Linked DNA regions of Homo sapiens: all the other regions are linked to region 2. The links are chromatin contacts, found by Hi-C or POLR2A ChIA-PET in ENCODE. All regions are on one chromosome and are shown on one strand. The core of a region is the stretch at or near the end of the contact, and the rest is flanking DNA. Distances in the headings are between cores, read along the strand shown. Region 1 overlaps DAP (death associated protein). Region 2 overlaps CMBL (carboxymethylenebutenolidase homolog). Region 3 holds the start of ANKRD33B (ankyrin repeat domain 33B).

What was found. A loop is a pair of places that touch in the nucleus more often than their neighbours do. ChIA-PET counts read pairs that join two places held with the same protein, here RNA polymerase II (POLR2A). Pooled maps may share reads with other maps.
Region 1: a loop to region 2 is called in a pooled map, with 2.8 times the contacts of the local background. The contact joins two enhancer-like sites. A Hi-C loop is called at or near these places in 1 of 37 single-sample maps with no recorded cell type and 8 of 50 pooled maps. POLR2A ChIA-PET finds 5 or more read pairs at or near these places in 1 of 52 experiments (H1).
Region 3: a loop to region 2 is called in a map of OCI-LY7, with 2.2 times the contacts of the local background. The contact joins the promoter of ANKRD33B here to the enhancer-like site in region 2. A Hi-C loop is called at or near these places in 3 of 168 maps with a recorded cell type or tissue (OCI-LY7, PC-9 and naive thymus-derived CD4-positive, alpha-beta T cell), 15 of 37 single-sample maps with no recorded cell type and 12 of 50 pooled maps. POLR2A ChIA-PET finds 5 or more read pairs at or near these places in 2 of 52 experiments (H1 and activated naive CD4-positive, alpha-beta T cell).

What each region holds. Positions count from the first base shown.
Region 1 is chr5:10,754,545-10,758,672 of GRCh38, forward strand. The region is part of intron 1 of DAP (death associated protein); the gene reads right to left. Among named protein-coding and RNA genes, the nearest start is that of DAP-DT, 4.4 kb to the right of the region's middle. RefSeq lists a silencer at 2,110-2,199 and an enhancer at 2,420-2,499. Within about 2 kb of position 2,163, at least 3 of the 41 ENCODE cell types and tissues checked have a DNase peak (open chromatin) inside an H3K27ac peak, as active enhancers do.
Region 2 is chr5:10,283,738-10,287,817 of GRCh38, forward strand. It overlaps CMBL (carboxymethylenebutenolidase homolog), which reads right to left. Exons shown (of 6, transcript NM_138809.4): 4 at 2,617-2,759. Among named protein-coding and RNA genes, the nearest start is that of CMBL, 22 kb to the right of the region's middle. RefSeq lists a silencer at 391-460 and an enhancer at 561-690. Within about 2 kb of position 1,782, at least 3 of the 41 ENCODE cell types and tissues checked have a DNase peak (open chromatin) inside an H3K27ac peak, as active enhancers do.
Region 3 is chr5:10,561,544-10,565,625 of GRCh38, forward strand. ANKRD33B (ankyrin repeat domain 33B) reads left to right here and starts at 2,527. Exons shown (of 4, transcript NM_001164440.2): 1 at 2,527-3,290. The coding sequence starts at 2,925. RefSeq lists silencers at 2,111-2,970, 3,311-3,360 and enhancers at 2,590-3,484, 3,485-4,082, 3,501-3,710, 4,031-4,080.

The DNA of each region.
Region 1 (4,128 bases), core at 913-3,412, 470 kb after region 2:
CAGCAGTGTGTGTTCCATCCTTGACATAGTTTCTGACCCAAAGGACAAAATGAGTACTGACTGGGCCAGGATGGGCACCTTGCCGGACATCTGACTGGGCCCCTTTCAAGCTGGGAGGTACATGGAGCAGCTACATGTATATCCTTGAGTGCAGGGAGGCTGATTCAAAAAGTTTAGGGGAAAGTAGGATCGGCTGCCTGGAAGTGCTTTGGAAAAGCTGTCATTGGGAATTGGTTGAGGCTAGGACTAGTCAGGTGTTTGCCAGTCTCACTCCCAGCTTCCCCGTAGTTGGATTGGGGGCATCAAACTGGGTCCTGCCCAATAGTATGGGGAAAAGTGACTTTGGTGGGCAGCATCATGTCATCACGTCCCCCCACTCTGGAACCTGTGAGTGTGCTGGGCTACACGGCCAGGGGAAATGAGGGTTGTAGATGGAATTAAGGTTGCTCATCAGCTGACTGTAAGCTGAGGAAGAAGAAGGGAAACTGCTATTCTGTGCTTAGAATCATAGACTGAAGGTGAGGAGATTATTCTGGATTACCCAGGTGGGCCCATGTAATCTCAAGGGTCTCTGAATGTGAAAGAGGGAGGCGGAAGAGTCAGGGCTCTGAGTGTGTGATGTGAGGATGTGACTGGTCATTGCTGCCTTTGAAGAAGCTTTCCTTGGCTTGTGGAGGAAGGCGCCACGAGCCAAGGAAAGTGGGCAGCCTCTAGAAGCTGGAAAAGGCAAGAAAATGGGATTCTCCCCGATCCTCCAGAAGGAACCAGTTGCCCTGTGGATACTTTGATTTTAGCCCAGTGAGACCCATCTTGGACTTCTCACCTCTAGAACTGTAACATAATAAAACTGTGTTGTTTAGAACCACTAAGTTTATTGTGATTTGGTACAGCAGCCATAGGAAACTGATGTGATGATGCATACCACTTGTGGGCCACACCATACGGACCCCAGCACGGCGACCTACACTTGTCCCCTCAGCAGCAGCCACACAATGAAAAGCTAGTGTTATACAGCAAGGGGTGTCTGGGCCTCTGAATTGCTCTTTGTTAAGAAGACCCCACCCAGGAGAGAAATAAACCTGGATTAGTTTGGCCACTGAGAATTTAGGTTGTTTGTTACAACAGGAAGTACCATTCTCTATACCTAATATAGTACTTTATACAAAAGTGAACATTCTCTATAGAAACAAAAAAAACTTCTGAAGCTGGGAAGGGAAAAGCAGTCACAAAACCAAGTAAGAATGCACAGGGCACTGGCCGAAATGAAAAGGACACTCACAAAGACGTTAGAAGTCACAGATAACCAAAAATGGCTAGGGAAGGCTGGGTGCGGTGGCTCATGCCTGGAGTCCCAACACTTTGGGAGGCCAAGGTGGGCAGGTCGCTTGAGCCCAGGAGTTTGAGACCTGACTGGACAACATAGTAAAACCTTGTGTCTACACAAAATACACAAATTAGCTGGTTGTGGTGGTGCACACCTGTAGTCCCAGCTACTCAGCACACTGAGGCGAGAAGATCTCTTGAGCCCAGGAGGCCAAGGTTGCAGTGAGCCAAGATCACGCCACTGCACTCAAGCCTGAGAGAGACCCTGTCTAGACAAGAACAACAAAAAAAGGCTAGGGAAGAGGTGAAATGCCATGGGCCACCTTGACAGAAGGCTTCTGAAAAAAGATAGTAACTAAAGGGTCTTGTTTTCCTTGGCATGTTGGGAACAAGGGCAGACCTCTTACCTGGACCATTCAATTTCTGGTCCTGACTGGTTGACACTGGGACTATGCTTAGCAAATCTGTGACCACAGGGTTAATAGAAGACAAATTAGTCTTCTGTTTCTAGCAATGGATAATCTGAAAGTCTTTCTGCAGGGAGATAATTCAGGGAGAATTACACTAGACTTTTGAAAGGCATCCTTAACTCATGTCTGACGTATCAATTAGTGTAAGAGAGAACTAAGTTACTCTGAAGTTACTAAAAAAAGTAACATGGCTTGAAATAAATATAATCGTGCTTATATTTCCATTTAATTCACTTTGAGAGGGGATGTAGAGTCTGCTTTTCAAAGAAAACCACATGTAAGATTAGTAACATTCAAAGCTATCATGTAGCAGATTTATGAGAACTCTACTGACACATGGTTTTGGCTCCACTGGGAAATGGAGGGGAACAGGGCCAGCAAAATGTATTTAACAAAGAGATTTTACACATCTCACTGCCACAGACTCACAAAGACTGGCAGAAATGAGTAATAGCGAGGCTTATAATTAGGTCCTCTTTTCTGCTGTGGAATGCTATGACTGCTGTTAGATGAAACAGAAAGAATCTCGCTAATTCTAACTCTGCTAATCTGCATTTGCAATAACTCATCAAACAAGCACTCACCCCATTTCTCTGCAAATATTTTGTAGTCAAGAGCAGTGGTAAGGTCTCAAATCATTAAGGCTGGATTACTTCTACAGAGGACTGCAGACGACAGCACATTTGCCAGGACATGATGCAGTGCCATCCATCACTTGTAAATAACAATACCTGTATTTGCACAGCACCTTTCTCTAACACTCTTCAGAAGCCTTTACAAACTGCCTCATTCGTCTCCCACCTTGGGAGGAGGCACCTGGCCAGTGATGGAGTCGTCTGTCGGGCTGCTGAAGTTCCAAAAGGCAACAGCCTTTCCGGCCGCTCCCACTAGGTCACTAGCTCAGGGGAGTTGGCAACAGACACTCCAAACAATTGGGTCAGGTTTTTTTTTTTTAGACGAAATATTCGCTCTTCTTGCCCAGGCTGGAGTCCAGTGGTGTGATCCTGGCTCACCACAACCTCTGCCTCCCAGGTTCAAGCGATTTTCCTGCCTCAGCCTACAGAGTAGCTGAGATTACAGGCACCCACCAGCACACCCGACTAATTTTGTATTTTTGGTAGAGACGGGGTTTCACCATGTTGGCCAGGCTAGTCTTGAACTCCTGAGCTCAGGTGCTCTCCCCACCTGGGTCTCCCAAAGTGCTGGGATTATAGGCGTGAGCCACGACACCCGGCTCTGGGTCAGGTTTTTAAACGGCACTGTCCTCGGTATCTCAATGTTAAGATGACTGGTGATTTCATGAGTTAAACGTGCCAAGCGCTTAGAAGTGTGTCAGCACATTGTGACACTCAACAAACTTCATTAGTGTTTCCACCAGTCTGCTGCCTGAACCGGCCAAGAGGACCACCTGCATCCCTGCGCACAGTACAGAGAGCTCAGAGTTGAGGAAGGTGTGGGCCCGGTTTGCTATGGGGGCAGTGAGGGGTGAGAAGAGGCCCTGGGGAAACTCTGGAGTGCTTATTGAGTATTTTGTGCCACCCCGGGAATAAAGAGATCAAGAAGACCCAGCCCTGGAAGCAAGAAGACAGGCAGAGAGGCGAAGGTTAGTGCACGAAGGAAAACAAGGGGATTGCGGGGAATGTACAGGAGATATGGGCCAGACAGCAACAAAGAGAAGACACAAAAGAACATTAAGATAGTCACTGTAAGAGAATTTTATTATTTCTGATTGAGCATTGAGGCACAAGTCTGTTATCCAATTTAAGCACTTAATGAAAGCATTCTCAACATTTTTAAGGCAGTGATTTTGATTTATGAACTGTGCTCTTGGCTATCCTTGATGATTATCCTTTAGTGTAGTGGGCCGCCTTTTTTTTTTTTTTTTAAAAACTATCTACCCTTCAGAGCTGCCTACTCTCTGGCAATGCCAGACTAAACAAGAACACCAGAGCTTCCTGCCAGAAAAGGTTCACACATGGTCCTCTGTAACATCTAGGAAAGCGCATTTGAGGGGTGCTGTTGGCATCTGAGGGGTGCTGTTGGCATTTGAGGGGTGCTGTTGGCATTTGAGGGGTGCTGTTGGCATTTGAGGGATGCTGCTGGCATTTGAGGGGTGCTGCTATTGGGCCCCTCCTCTAACTATGGTCTTGGAGACAGATGACAGATGGTGACAGCCACCCGCAAGAGCTCACCCCGTAAGTCTAAAGGGGTTGCCCTGAAGTTACTAGAGGAGTTTACCTGGGGGATGAACAGTGCTGGTACCCTGATGCTGAAGCGGGACGTGAGACTCACTGCAGCAAACACAGCCCCACCCTGTGACTTGCCCCGAGGCCCA
Region 2 (4,080 bases), core at 532-3,031:
TGGGTGACAGAACAAGATGCTGTCTCAAAAAATAATAACAATAGTTTTCATCTTTCATCTCAGCATTCATTCGAGATTAATTCTGAAATTAGAAGCATGCTCTGCCTGACCCAGGTTGTCTGAAAACAACCTGTGGGTGTGTCCACTTCTATGCGAAAATAAGTAAGTAAAAGATTTGCAGCAAGTTAACCATTTTAAGATAAGAAGACGTAAATAACATAACTTTTTTCCACTTCCTGCTGGCAGCAGAAGAGCTAAGTAACAGAGAGAGCCTCCTTCACCTGTAACTCCTCTTCAGGAGGCAGGGAGCCACGGGAAAGGTGACCACGCTCCCTTCCCCACTCTAGCAAAGCTACTTCATGTGGATGGGCCTCTTTTGATATCCCTGGGCCTGAGCCCGGCCACGCTCTGCAGCTCACGCACTACACAACAGCGGCCAGAAGGTGGCGCCGGGGAGGCATCCACTCCCGACCGCCTTTTGCTAAATCGCGCAAAAGCATGGTCTGGACAAAGCATCTCTCAGCTCCATTGTTCCCAGAGGCAGCTGGCCACTGCCTTTTGAGTTTATGTCCTTTTGTGTTGTCCTAAGTCAATATTTAAAGGCGTTTTTAACTCTAAAAGTAGTTGAAAATACCACAATGAGGAACCATTAACCCAAGAAGGAATCATTAGTATAACTTTATGATCCACTTCAGATGGTCCCAGGCCTAACGATGGTTCCACTTTCATTTTTTGACTTTACAATGGTGCACAAGCGACACTCATTCAGTAGAAACTGTTCCCCAAGTACCCAGACAACCATTCTGTTTTTCACTTTCAGTACAGAATTCAATAAACTGCATGAGACATTCAAGACTTTATTATAAAATAGGCCTTGCGTTAGATGATTTTGCCCAACTGTAGCCTGATGCAGGTGTTTCGGGTCGGCCAGGTGAGGCTATGATGCTTGGTAGGTGAGGTGGATTAAATGCATTTTCGACTTGAGATATTTTCCATTTATGATGGGTTTATCAAGACTTAGCCCCATTGTAAGTAGAGGAGCATCTGCATTATTTTTAAAGGCTATATTTCCTATGTGTCTTTTTTGTTTTCGTTTATCTATTGGTCTGAATGCTTCTATATCATGAATTTAGCAAGCAGTTTCTATATACAGATATAATGTTATTTCATTGCTGTAGTAACTTTGGTTTGTTTTGGCCAAAAATGTATAAATTGCTATTTCGATTTTAGAGTGTGTTTTCCTTGGCTTTCTTTCCTTTTTTTTTTTTATTTTTTATTTTAAGAGACAAGGTCTCACTCCCTGTCATCCAGGTTGGAGTGCAGTGGTGCATTCACAGCTCACTGCAGCCTCAAACTTCTGGGCTCAAGTGATTCTCCTGCCTCAGCCTCCTGAGAGGCTGGGACCACAGGCATGTGCCAGTACACCCAAGTAATTTTTTTCTTTTTCTTTTGACAGAGTCTCACTCTGTTGCCTGGGTTGGAGTGCAGTGGCACAATCTTGGTTCACAGCAACCTCCACCTCCCGGGTTCAAGCGATTCTCCTGCCTCAGCCTCCTGAATATCTGGGACTACAGGCGCCCACCACCACGCCCAGCTAATTTTTGTATTTTTAGTAGAGACGGGGTTTCACCATATTGGCCAGGCTGGTCTCGAACTATTGACCTCATGAGCCACCCACCTCGGCCTCCCAAAGTGCTGGGATTATAGGCGTGAGCCACCACGCCCAGCCTTAAAATTTTTTATAGAGACAAGGTCTCTCTATGTTGCTTAGGCTGGTCTCGAACTCCTGGGCTCAAGCCATCTGCCCATCTTGGACTCCCAAAGTGCTAGGATTACAGGCGTGAGTCATCGCATCTGGCTGCCTTTGCTTTCTTTCTTAGTGTGTGTGCATGTTTGTGTACAGTTAGAGCAATTTGTATCTTGGAAAAATCAGTCTTTCTTTCTTTCTTTCTCTTTCTTTTTCTTTTTTTTTTTTTTTGAGACAGGGTCTTGCTCTGTCACCCAGGCTGGAGTGCAGCGGCATGATCATGGCTCACTGCAGCCTTGACCTTCTTGGGCTCAAGCGATTTTCCCACCTCAGCCTCCGGAGTAGCTAGGACTACAGGTGCACGTGACCACGCCCAGCTAATTTTTGTATTTTTTGTAGAGACAGGGTTTTGCCATGTTGTCCAGGCTGGTCTCGAACTCCTGAGCTCAAGTGATCTGCCTGCCTAAGCCTCCCAAAGTGTTGGGATTACAGGCATTAGCCACCACCAGAAAAATATTTTCATAGATGTTGCTCATAAAAATCTTGTGTGATATTGATCATCATTACATTAAAAAAACAAAAAAAGCTATCCCCTTCATCCTAGGTGAAGAAATGGAGAATTTAGATTAGGTGGCTTTCCCAAAGTCACACCACTGGGACCCAGACCTCTTGACTCCCGGTGACATCCTCTGGTTAACTGCATGACAAACCTCCACCTCTATTTTCAGATTCTTAAAACCCATTTCCATAAGATGGGCAGTCTTCACATTATTGGGGGTTGTGTTACACTGGATGGGGAGGCTTGTGATTGTTGTCACTCTTCCACCCCTCCCTTCTGCATGGAGTAAAAATGCACAAGGCAGATTTACCATAGACGGACACCCCTGCCCTGAATTCTGAGTATTTCATCATCAAATGATGGACAGCAGTTCCACCCCAGCAGAATCCCACGATGCCAATTTTCTGGGCATGACACTGTTGTTTCAGATACTTCAAGATAGCACTGATCTCTCTAGAACAGAAAGAAAAAATATTCAAGAATCAGGCTTATTTTGTGAACCCCTCAAAGAGCTGTGCTGATGATAACAGGGCTGTATCAGCAACTGTTTTTGAAGTTGCCAAGGTTTCTTCTTTTGGGAGCTCCACCCTTACTACCTCTGGCCCAACTGATGCATCATCCCAGCACATCTTCCTGCCAAGCCCAGCCCTCCTCCAACTGCCTGACAGCTGCAGGCAAGCTGGGCTCTTCCCAAAACATAGGTCCAACTGCCTCACTCCCAGCTGAGAGCTGAGCAGTCTTCCACAGCCTGGGGATGAAGGCCACAGCCCACAGCACGGTTCGTAAGACCCGAGTCCATGATCTGCTCCCTGCAGAGTGCCCCAGTCTTCTCTGTCCCCTGAGTCTCCCAGGAGAAGAGTCTCCTCTCTCCTCTCTCCCATGAGCAGCCATAACTATGGGCAGACGCCCAGACACTCTCTGACTTCACACGTTCACTCTCTCCCCAAAACTCCCCACTCTGCATTGCTCGTCTCCTCCCCCTGCCGCCCAGTGAAGCCAAATTTGGAACGCCATCAGGACTATTTCAGCCATGAGGGGACCAAGAATAGTGGCCCTTGTCTGGCAAATGATTCATGTGCAAACTGATTGTTTGGAACTCAGAATACATTTTCAACTAGAAGCAATGTACCAAAGTGGAGGTGGGCTGCACACGTATGTTTATTGTAGCACGATTGCAAAGATATGCAACCGAAGCGCCCATTGACCAATGAGTGGATAAAGAAAATGTGGCCTATATACACCATAGACTATACTCAGCCATAAGAAAGAACAAAATAATATCTTTTGCAGCAACTTGGATGGAGCTGGAGGTCATTTCTCTAAGGGAAGTAACTCAGGAATGGAAAACCAAATACTGTATGTTCTCACTTATAAGTGGAAGCTAAGCTATGAGTAGATTCACAGAGGCACATAGAGTGATATAATGGACTATGGAGACTCAGAAGGGGGAGGGTGGGAGGGTGTGAGGGCCAAAAAACTATATATTAGGTAAACTGTACACTACTCGGTGACAGATGCACTAAAATCTCTATTTTCATAGATGGTGCTCATAAAAATATTGTTTGATATTGATCATCATCACATAAAGAATGCTATCCCCGCTGGGTGCAGTGGCTCACGCCTATAGTGAGACCCCATCTCTATTTTATTTTAAAATTTTTAATTAATTAATTTCTTTTTTTTTTGAGATGGAGTCTCGCTCTGTCCCCCAGGCTGGAGTGCAGTGGTGCCATCTTGGCTCACTGCAATCTCCGTCTCCCAGGTTCAAGCAATT
Region 3 (4,082 bases), core at 1,277-3,776, 280 kb after region 2:
TTTTGAAATTACAGGTGTGAGCCACCACACCTGGCCTCAGAATATTAATTTAAGTTATCCTGAGTCGGCAGTTTTGATAAGCTACTTTCTCCTACCTATGCAGATTTTGTACATATAATAAATGTTGGCTTTACTAAAAATGCCTATGCCTGATTTTGTGTCTTTTTTTTTTTTTTTGGTGTTTTGTTTTGTTTTGTTTTTGAGACGGGGTCTCGCTCTGTCGCCCAGGCTGGAGTGCAGTGGCACAATCTCTGCTCACTGCAAGCTCCGCCTCCCGGGTTCACGCCATTCTCCAGCCTCAGCCTCCCCAGTAGCTGGGGCTACAGGCGCCCGCCACTGCGCCCAGCTAATTTTGTTTTTGTATTTTTGGTAGAGACAGGGTTTCACCATGTTAGCCAGGATGGTCTCGATCTCCTGACCTCGTGATCCGCCCGCCTCGGACTCCCAAAATGCTGGGATTACAGGCGTGAGCCACCGCGCCCGGTCGATTTTGTGTTTCTTTTAGCCCATCTTCCAGAAATGTCCAGACTCTACTGTCTTTGTTGTAAAAGAAGCATATTTTATTTTTTATTTATTGTTTCTTCTTAGCGGTTTATTTTTAAAAGACAGGAAAATGATCAGCTTGCATCCTGAATCGGACCACTTACTTATAAACGATAGTTCTTCTTTGAAGCAGACGATGACATTTTAGTTTATATTTAAGGGGAAACACATTCAAATGCTATTTGGACTCAAATTTCTAAGGAAGAAAAGGAAGTGGTAAACTCTGAAGATAGAACCTCAATTCCCTTGCTGAGTGACGCGGTCAATGAGCACCAATCGCCTACGGGAGGCCAGAAAAGGCTGCGTGGTGCTCCCCTCTCAGGGCCTGGCCCTGTCCACCTGGGCCTTGGTGACCCGCAGCCGGGACTCTTGCTGTAAAGTGACGCAGTGCTCTCCCTGGGAGGACAGTGGGTCCAGCAAACCCAACTCAGCCCTCAGGGGGCACTTGAAATTGTAACTACCCCAGGCCTTTGGAAACAACCCTCAACCTTGAAAGGGGAAATTCCCAGTGGGAATTGATGCAAACTGTGGTCAGTTACACAAAAAGGTAGAGTTTACTGTAATCTGGGGGCTATTTTTGGTTGCAGAAAGAATCCCCGGAGTAGAGAAGGAGGCCAGCGAGTCTCAGTTCGCTGCTCGCTCAGAGCCGCCCAGGTGCGAGGGCGTCTTCACCAGAAATCGGTGCTCCCGCGCGCCCCACCCTCCGGGGCCCTGCAGATGCCGGGTCGGGGGCCGCCAGCAGGCCCTTTGGCTCCTGCTGGAGACACTGGAAGACCAGGCGACCAGGACAGCGGGTCGGGCCAGTGCGGTGTGACACGAGGGCTCGAGCGGCTTCGCAGTTTAAACGTGTCCTCATCCTACACCTCCCACGGCTGTTTCGGATTCGGTGCCCTCGTGCCCCTCAGCTTGCCCAGCGGCACGTGGGCCTCAAGCCTGGTCCCCAGCGGCTGCGCCAGCCTAGCTGTGTTCACCTTGGGGCCGCGAGGGCCTCCCACCGGCTGGCAGCTGGTGGACACGCTGTCAAGATCGGGGGAAAAAAAGGAAGGAAGGAGGCTAGGGGGACACAGGGCTGGTGGCCTCCGCAGTCTTTGACCTGCGACGGGCGCGAGCGCACCTCCGCGCCTTTGCGCAGAGACCTTCCCCCAAGATTGGCTCACGACGCCTCCTACCCCGAAGTCAAGGGCTCCCTGTGGCAAATCCTCACACGCCCTCCTCCTCCCCGCCCATCCCCGGCGCCAGGACTGACGGGGAGAGGGCAAGGCCGGGCCAGAGGGGCTGTGGGCCTGGACTGCGGCTGTCGCCCGCGGCCCTGCTCTTTTGGGCAGCCAGACGTGGGGTCAGCGCCCAGTCGCAGCCTCCGGGGGTGAGTCCGCAGATCCCCGCACGTGACACAGGCCAGGCATGGGGACGGGGAGTTCCTCGTCGTCCGTTCCCACTCAGATGCTCCCTGAGGTTCCGGAACACCCCGCCCCCCATCCCAGGATCTGACCAACCCTCAAGCCACGGCCGGCCCCGGTTCCGCGAGACGGGGGACTCTGAGGATTGTCCTCCCTTCCGGGCTGGGACTCCCCCACAGCAGCCGACCGCCCCCAGTTCAGAGTGGCCCGGCCCGCAGCGCTCCCCGGGCACAGGTCCCAGGTGGACGGCTCCGCTCCCGCGCCCGGCTCCTCTGCCCGCCAAGCGCCCCGGGGATTCCCCGGCCTCCAAGCGGCCGCGGCCGGGTGGAGTCAGCCCCGAAGCCCGGGATCCCCCGAAGGGAGAAAACCCGCTCTGCTCCTCTGAAGCGGCGGGAGAAACCGGCCCCACCCAGGTCCGGGGGCCCGACGCCCTCGGCGGAGGCCGGCTCCAGGGGTCCGAGGTTCCCGAAGCTGGAGGCCGGCTCCGCCCCGGCGTCCCCCCGCCGCCACCTCCGCCCCCATCCCGCGGGCCGGCGGAGGGAGGGGCGGGGCCGCTTGCCGCCCGCGACTCGGGTTCGGCTTCTTTAGTGATTGCTTCTGCTTCTCCCGCGCCAGCTGTCCCCAGCTCTGGGGCAACGCTGCCAGGTGCCCAGTCCCCGCGCTCGAGAGAGCGCCTGCCTGGCTCTGAACTCTGGCCAGGAAGGGGCGCGAGGGGAAGGCCCCGGGGGAAGGCGTGTCCCCGCGCCCCGCCCCGCCCCGCCTCGGAAAGCCCCCGCGGTCCCGCCCACCCCAGGGGCTCGCTCAGCCTCCGGAGACTTTTTTCTTTGAGCGCAGCCGCCTGGTGCCGGTTTCCGCCGAGCTGGAGCGCGCGGGCCACGGCTTCTCTGGGGACGCAGAAGCGAGAAGCGGGGACCTCGGCGCGCGCCCCGCGTCCCGCTCTTCCTGCCCGCGCCCCGGCCCCCGGCCCGCGCCCCGGCCGCCGGCATGGTGCTGCTGGCCGGGACCGGGCCGGAGGGCGGCGGGGCGCGCTGCATGACCCCACCACCGCCGTCCCCACCCCGGGGCGCGCAGGTCGAGGAGGACCCCGCTGACTACGAAGAGTTTGAGGACTTCTCGAGTCTGCCAGACACCCGCAGCATCGCCTCGGACGACTCTTTCTACCCTTTCGAGGACGAGGAGGAGCACGGCGTCGAGAGCGCGGAGAGCGTCCCGGAGGGCGTCCCGGAAAGCGTCCCGGAGACGGCGACCCTCCTGCGCGCCGCCTGCGCCAACAACGTGGGGCTGCTGCGGACGCTGGTGCGGCGCGGGGTGAGCGTCGAGGAGGCGCAGGAGACTGACCGCAACGGCAGGGTAAGCGGGCGTCCCCGCAGGATTTGAGCCCCCTCACTGCCCCCACTCCCCTCCTCCCCACCACATCCCCGCGCCTCCCAGCTCCTGGCTCCGGACCGGTCCCTCGGTCACTCAGCCGCCGCCCAGAGCGCCTTTTCCCCGCTGTTTGGGAGCGCGGTGCCCTGGGTGGCTTCCCCGTCTCAGGCTGGGGGACGCGGTGCGGGGAGGGAGCAGTCGAGGTGTCAGCGCGGCAGAAACGCCAGTCCGGCGTCCTCACCGCATCCCCTTCTCGTTTACCGGTCCCCGTGGACCTCCTGACTGAATTCGCGCTGGCTGCCCGTGCTGCAATCCAGGATGGGCTTCTTGCGGCCCGGTCCCCTCCTGACTATTACCTTTCCCCAGGTCCCTGGCAGGGGACCATTCCTCCTCCCCTGCAGGAGACAGCCCCTCCTGCCCAGCGCCCCATTTGGCCCCTGGGCCCCTCGCGCCGCCCTTGTCCTAACACGCTGGGGCGCAGATCGGCTCCTCCAGCCGCAATGATTTGGAAGCAACAGTTTCTTCCCTCGCCGGGACAGCTTGGTCCCCTACCCCACCTCCGCTGAGCTTTGTGGCCCGCGCCGCGACCAGCCAACGTGATCTCTGACTGGTCTGTCCGCAGGTCACCTTCGCGAGCCAATGCCAGCCGGGGCTCCCCAGAGTCAGGGCATAGGGAGAGCCCCAGAGCCGCGGGCATCCACCCGGGTAGGGCAGGAGGCGTGGAGGCAGGCACAGGCTATCCTTTCGTTATGACCAGATTCAGAGAAAACGAGATGT